2 separate regions of the Homo sapiens genome follow, and region 2 is linked to region 1. The links are chromatin loops, found by intact Hi-C in ENCODE. Cell type or tissue: endothelial cell of umbilical vein. All regions are shown on one strand.

Region 1 (4,000 bases):
TTTCCATTTAAAAATATTAGTTATTTTCTCATCTTTTTTGGAATAAGATCTTAAATTGTTTTATTCTTTAATTTAAAATATTATAGATGAATCTAAATTTTAAAATGAGCACATAAATTTAAAAATATTTTAAATCTCATAAAAATACAGTCATTGACTCTTTTAGAAAAACATTCTTAAAATTAATTTATTATTAATTGAAAAATAATAATTGTGTATATTTATGGGGTATGATGTATAGTTTTGATTAATGTGTACCTTGTAGAAAGATCCAATCAAGCTAATTAACTTAATCATTGACTCTTAACAGTATAATAGAAGTGATCACAGAAATTGGAGAAATCTACCTCTAAGTCTTATTTTAATGAAATGATTCAGATTAACATATTTTACTGATACAAAATATAAAGATAAATTTTGTAAACCTAACTTTCAAGTGTATTTTGAAGTTTTTGTTTTTGTTGGTCATTTAATTGTGTTTATAAAATTTTAGGAGATTTTACTTTCTACCTAGGAAATGTCTCAAAATGGACAATATAATTTTACTTATGTCTCCTCTTTGGAAAATTAATAAGTTAATTTTTATTTTGCAACACAGTGAATACATACAAGTGAAAAATTTAAAAAATGTAGTTTTCAAGTTACAAAATGACTGTAAAGTAGTACATCCATTCTGTGCACAGTGGCTCACACCTGTAATCCCAGCATTTTGGGAGGCCGAGGCAGTCAGATCATGAGGTCAGGAGCTCGAGACCAGCCTGGCCAATATGATGAAACCCCATCTCTACTAAAAATAAAAAAATTAGTTGGGCATGGTGGTGCATGCCTGTAGTCCCAGCTACTTGGGAGGCTGAGGCAGAAGAATCACTTGAATTCAGAGGCAGAGGTTGCAGTGAGTTGAGATCATGCCACTGCACTGCAGCCTGGGCAAGAGAGCAAAGCCTCTGTATCAAAAAAATAAAAATAAAAAATAAAAAAAAAAGTAGTACATCCAGCCAGAATATGTCAAAAATAAAGCTTAAGAAACAGCTGCTAAATCAATCTATTACCACTGTGCAACAAAACAATTTTACTTTGTTCCTTATTAGTACAGATGATTTGTTGCAACCATTTCTTTTTTTCTTAGAGTTGAAGAAAATAACCATTTAAGTATGCATTTTGATTATTTTGGTGTATAAAAATGTAGTGTGTCTGTGTGTGTAGGCACATGTGCATGAAGGCATTGATATCAAGAATTTAAAAATGTCACCTTTTTGTACAACTAAGGATATTCTGGAAGTTGCAAACGATTATAAACTGACTTTTTTTTTTCTTCTGTTGAGGCAGAAAGTAGGAGACTTTCAACGTACTTCTCTTAAATCATCTCAGGATATTGCCCAAATATCATTGATTTCCAGTCAATCAGTAATGTAACATCTATTGTCACAGGATGGAATTTAAAGAGTAAAGTCGAAATAATTTGCTTTCAATAAAATAAAGTTAATTGTACTTGACTCTCTGGCTTCAAGAAATGTGGAAAATCTCAACAGTGGCAAGCATAGAAATTAAAATGATTAATGAATAATCAAGAGTCCTATGAGCCAGTGGGTGGTGTGAGAGTCACTCACAATAAAATGGCATAAAGTCCATTCCTATGAAGAAATGACTAAAGTGTACCACAGTCCCAGAGACAAAGAGAAAATTATTAGCTTTTTGTTAGAAAAGAGAACAGGAAACACTGGAAATGACAGGCTGCATAGCTATATCAGCTGTACCAGATTCTTCTGATAACCATGCTACCCAAGCTTGCTGAGACAAGGTGCTATGGTTTGCATATGGTTTATCTGGTCTGCCAAGTCTCATGTTAAATTTAATCCCCACTATTGGAGGTGGGGTCTGGTGGGAGGTGTTTGTATCTTGGCAGTGGATCCTTCATGATTGGCTTGATGCCATCCTAGTGGTAATGAGTAAGTTCTCGCTTTATTAGTTCCCTTCACAGCTGATTGTTTAAAAGAGCCTGGCACCTCCCTCCTCTCTTGTTCTATTCTTTTGCCATGTGATCTCTGCACACGCTCCTTCCTCTTTGCCATCTGTTATGAGTGGAGTATCCTGAAGCCCTCACCAGAAACAGATGCTGGTGTCATGATTCTTGTATGGCCTGCAGAACCGTGAGCCAATAAACCTCTTTTCTTTATAAATTACTGATCCTTAGGTATTCCTTTATAGCGACACAAATGGACTAAGACACAGGATTAAGGCATGAAACTGTTCCAAGTTTTCATTAGGTAAATTAATCAGTCATACCAAGGAAATACAGTCATTCAAGGAAATGTTGAAAAAAGCTTGAAACATAACTCTCAATGAGAATGAAAAGATATTATGAATGAACTATGAAAAGAATTTGGTGGTGGTTTAAAGGTGGGAATAAGAGAGTATATGGAGAAATTTGTGTTTTCGAGTGTCTTGATTAGGCGAACTAAGTTCTCAATAAACAATATAGAAAATGCTTATGAGATCAAGTTGATACAAAGATTAAATGTGATTGGTCTGCAAGACAGACATCTTTGTATTTCATTGGTTTGAACCAAGAAATTTTGCCTTCCTGGAGCTACATTTTGCAATTCTTTATTGCCATGGCAAGGGAAGGGAGTGTCACTGGCATGTAGTAGGTAGAGGCCAAGGATGCTGCTAAACATAGGACAATGCACAGGACAGTGCCTCACAACAACAATTCAACGCAAAATGTCAATAGTGCCGAGACTATATTGGGTAGGTCAGATTAAAAATTAGGTTGTGGGCATCTCCATTAAACTAATTGATCTGAGTATTGTGGTTTACAGACATGTGAGATGGGAGAATTACTCATGCCACAAATAATTGTGAGCACTTTCTCTATGCCAGACATTGTTCTAGGTGCTAGGGATATGAAGTTGAACAAGACGAGAAGACGTTGCCCTTGAGGAAAAGACACTTTCTACTGGAGGAGATAGACAATACCTAGGAAAACAAATACATAAACAAATATGACACTGGTAAAAGTTATGAATAAAATACAAATAGAATGATGTCATGGAGAGTGACCATTTGAGAGAGATTAATTTACAATGAGGGATTAAGTAAGACACTTGATCTAATGATAATGATCCCTTAGCTGAGACCTAATGCCAAAAAGTCTTGGCAAGGGTCATGCTCCCTTAAAATGGCAAGTTCATTTTGTCTATCCAATTTGGAATGTACTACATATGTTTCAGTGCTACAGATATAAATTTGTATGCACTTACAAAATTAGCTGAACTGGCAAATGAAAACAAATCCATGACTGTTTTTGCTTGTGCCTAGGGAGAGTACCTAGCAAAGACATTAAAATCCAAAGCAACCTCCTCAATTTGTGGAGTAATTCTACGTGTATTCAAATAATATGATAAGTAATCTGCAACCCTTATTCAAATAACATAATTTCTGTTTGGTGGAATTCAGCCTAGGAAATAGCAGAGATATAGAAAGATACTTGATTGGCAGTTATTACCGAAAAAGAGTTTCCTTTGTGGAAGTCAATAATTACCAGCATTTAATTGACAGTTTGAATCTATATATAAATTAAATTAAATATTATCAACATAATTATACTAGAAAGGCAGGTTTATAAAATCATTTCAAGTTAACGCAGTACTACAAATATATCAGTGTAATTAAAAACCTACACAGAAATATAAAGAAATGTTTAGACAGAATTCTGAATCCATTGAAGACTTTTGGCTTCTAATATATTTTTAGATGTGTGTTTTACCACATCTATCTATTGCCAGGAGTCATTGCTGACTGAACTAAATTTTTCTGAAAATCCATGGGTGAATCAAAGATTTTTTTTCTATAAACTGTTAAGTATGTCTCCTTCCTACCCATCAAACTTCTTGTCCTTAAACTTCATCATCAATGGCTATTTTCTGCTATTATTTTCAGGACTATTTTGATTTATGTGGAACATTGTAACTGATTTTCAATATGCTTTTTATAATATTTT
Region 2 (4,000 bases), 130 kb after region 1:
AAAAAAATCTCAGCCAAGCAAGCTTTGCCTCTGTCTCCACCAGTTTCTTCAAGAAGGGTAAGAAGCAATTAATTACATCCCTGTTCTTGAAAACCTTTGTTAGATTGATTTATCCAGACCTAGCACAGCCCAAGTTACCAAGTCGTTCACTGGAGACTCAAGTGTTCTCAATAGAAGCATACAGCATAGAGAAAGTAGTGGATTCTTTTGATTTTTTACTATTTCCTCCTGATTCACAAACTTGAATCTTCATATGAGTAGTTCTCCTCTCCTGCTAGCTCATTTCCCCTTTTCAAGTTTCCAAATCTGCTGCCCCACATCTGCCCTTAGGAAATCCGTTTTCCCCTTAAGAGCATTGTGTTTCCCTTCCCCCACTACCATTCTCCTATACAATCTTGGTCTCCTTTTGTGTCTTACGGAGTAACGTATTTCAACTTAGTCCAGGTATCCACGAAGGCTTTCTTTTACAGCTTGTGATTCCAAATAGAAAATGACCTATAGGCCCAGAAGTGAGAGTAAGAGCAGATGCTCTCATTCTAGCTTCCTTCTCTACCAGGGATAGTTATGACTAGGTTTTCACTTGTTTATCTAAAAATCAAGCCCCTTTTGACCAAGCAAACATGAATGTTATTCCAGGGCTAACAGAGTCTAATATCATTTTAGTAAGTTATATTTCTTATTTGAGCATGATTTTGATCTTGCCCTTTGTGGGTCAATTATGTGAAAATTATTAGCAAAGTAATGTTTATGCTTTTTCTTGGGCAACACAATATAGGCACCATTATACAGTATAAGCAGGTGTCTTTCTCCTTTGGCCTTAAAAATGTCTCCATACACAGAATGAGGGCAAAGAGGCCTGTAAATCACCATCCTTCTTAATCTTGGAGAAATTTAGAATGTATAGAATCCAGGGCAATGGTGAAAAGATTGGGAAGAGAGAGGAAGATAATCTCTCTTTAAAGAAGGGAAATGAGGCTAAAATAAGCACAGGTGCCCAAAATTAAAGAGTGAGGTTTGTTTCATGTCTTCTATTTTTTCCATGATCTTGAAAACATGCTTATTTGTTGGGAGTAACTGTGGTGGATTGGCAAAATCGGAGTTTTTTGAAGAGTAAAAAAGTTTTGAAATAGCTTTTGCAGTGCATGCTTGAAGAGTCAATTAGAAAAACATAAGAGAATTTCTGTACTCATTAAAGAACATTTGAATTTGGTAATCACAATTTAACAATGGTACCAATCTATATTAATTCATAATTTTCTTGAGCAATAATCAACTGCAAGACAATAGAGAGCAAATTTTTGCTCATGAAAGGCTGATGGTTTTTCCAGATTGATAATATAAGATAAAGAAGCAAGATTGTTACTGAAATGATAGATCATGAGCCTAAGCAGGTTACTAATAAAAATTAGAAGAGGGGGCTAGAGTGATAGAAAGAAGAAAATTCACAAGAGGAAGTCAAGAGAAAGTTCTCATGGAAATAGTAGAGTTCTGGAATAATTTGTCAGAGAATCTCATGCTTTTTTCAAGGATTTGGAATGATAGAGCAGTTTCTGGTGGTAAAAGTGTAACTTTAGTAGTATGAATGAAGTAGAGATAAGGTATAAAAACACTTATAAGTCAGGAAATCCAATGAGTCAGTCATATGAATATTGACATCTCCATGGCTGATAGAGGAAACCATGAGTTACATGCCAAAGCTTACACTTTTATTATAAAGAGGGAGAGAATGATTTAGCTAAACGTATTAGCCCTGATGAACAGTTAGTTTACTTTACTTTAAATAATTGAGCTAGAGAATCATCGTCCAAAGAAACAATCAAGAACAAACAGGACATTCTTTTATGTACTCACATAAATTTAATAATAATAATAATAATAATAAATTTTAAAAAAGGATATTCTTTTATGGAACCACAAATATTAAATAATAATAATAAATTTAAAAGTTTAAAAAAAGAACAAGGACAACAACCCTAAGTTGTTATTCAAAGAGAGGAATTGTTACAAAGTAGCTGAGAAAAATTAATAACACTGACAAGAAAATTTCAAAATATTTCATAGAAAATAATATAAATAAAATATTTTTTCTTAAAAATCAGATTTCTAGTGGTTCAGATAATTACAATTTTAAATAGATAATATATATTGAAATGAAAAATAATTTTTAAAGTCATAGTTGTTTTGAGCATTTCTGGATGATTTTCTTTTATCCAAAGATGGGGAAAACCTCCACGAAGCCTCAAGTAAGAGGTGTCATCCTGAGATACTATGTGAATAGGGTAGAAATGCCAGATAAAACCTTCCTTAGAAAGCACATGAAATGTACAGCTAACCTCCTTACAGAAAAGATGTGGTCAATTAGTTTTAATAGCATAGATATTCAGGAAGATTTGTTTAATGATGACACCCTCATTTTACTGAATCAATACCAGGGAGTGTTTTACAATGAAATCTCTCTCTCTTGTGAGTAACTTACAATAAATAAATCCATAAATCTATCAAGTCCCTTTACTAGACTGAGAATCTATAAGATATGCATGGTTAAAGATCAGCAAGATCTTTTGACACCAAATTTCCAGGTCAGCAAATGGGTCACTGGAGTTCTAGTAGTAAATTTGTGAAAGGCTATTCAAAATGATTTGCTCATTAAGGGTTGGTCTACTGAGCATGAAAAACCCATGCATAAATTTCTAAGGTATATATATCAAAAGTGGATTACATCTTTAGAAGAAATAATCTGCTTGCTTGACATGCTAGCAGGTTTTGTCTTTCTTCTTAGATGTTGGTTAAATGTGTGCTTTCTGAAGTCCAGCTGTCTGAGTCAGAGTTTGGCTACTTACTAGCAGTGTGACATTGAACAGTGTACTCACTCTATGCCTTAATTTCCTGATCTATAAAATTAGGTAACACTAACATTCACTCATATGATATTTTTCAGAATTAAATGAATTAGTCTGTCCACAGTACTTACAACCGAAAATAATTCCAGGCACAGAGTAAGCACTCAATAATTCTACCATCTTAACATTATTTTATTCTTATTATTATTAATAGTAAGATTCCAGAGTAGTAATATTATATGCAATATTTCACAAAATAAAGGGGACATAAATGTACACATTTTTCTCAGGACTATACCAGATTGTGTCTTTTACTGAAATTTCTACACATCAATATATCAGTTTTTAAATCAGAGGTATTGATTTTTGAGAAAGAATCAGAGTTACCACATAAAAGAAAATGCTCAATTTTGTAAATAAAAAAAGTGAACCGCCTCATATACAAGAAATTGGATGGACATAGGCATTGATTCTTTACTGAAATATACAAGCTTATTGAAACTACAAATGATCCATTTACATAGACTCTTTGGGCTTTGTGTCCACTTGGGGATATTTGCCATCTTCCTCTTCCTTTTCCACATTAGGTCCTTGATTTCTGCTCTCCAAAATAACTCTTCATGCACATTTTAGCTTACCTCTGAAAAACTACAATTGCCATTTTAAAAATTTTAATCATGCTAATTCTCTTCCAGCAACCTGAAAATATTATCACACTGAAGTAGAAGTGCACATGTATTTAGCACTTACTATATGCCAGGACTGATTTTAAGCAATCCCATTAGCAGGAGACTGAGATTTCAATCCCATATTACAAATGGGGAAGTAAAGAGGTGGAATGAGTTACTGAAATCCATAAAACCAGTAAACAGTGTAGGTAAATGGCAGATTTTCTTGAATGCAGAAATTCTTGCTGTAAGCAAACTGTTTAGGAGATGCAATCTATCATTGCCCCCAAGTCTCTCAACACATCTTTGCTGAGTATGCTATATTGGAAGTCTCACCATCCATTGATCCTGAACCATTTCTGTAGGTAGTTACATAGTCAATTAAGTAGGTCAAGGCAACCACAGCATGACTGCCATGTGAGAGCTTGCTCTCCAAGGGAGATGGATTGGCTTACTTACAACTTTATCTATTGGTGCGATAAGCATTGAGCC

Evidence for each region. A loop is a pair of places that touch in the nucleus more often than their neighbours do. Peaks named below come from ENCODE experiments on the same cell type or tissue, not always from the same donor. Only the 100,000 strongest peaks of a DNase experiment are listed, where the experiment ranks them.
Region 2: it touches region 1 in a loop (3.0-fold over the local background); 1 of 110 quality-filtered maps calls a loop at or near these places.

What each region holds. Positions count from the first base shown.
Region 1 is chr5:52,138,486-52,142,485 of GRCh38, forward strand. No RefSeq gene overlaps it. Among named protein-coding and RNA genes, the nearest start is that of LINC02118, 130 kb to the left of the region's middle. In endothelial cell of umbilical vein, no CTCF peak of the experiment used is centred here; a DNase peak (open chromatin) is centred at 1,786.
Region 2 is chr5:52,273,283-52,277,282 of GRCh38, forward strand. No RefSeq gene overlaps it. Among named protein-coding and RNA genes, the nearest start is that of LINC02118, 270 kb to the left of the region's middle. In endothelial cell of umbilical vein, no CTCF peak of the experiment used is centred here; a DNase peak (open chromatin) is centred at 1,649.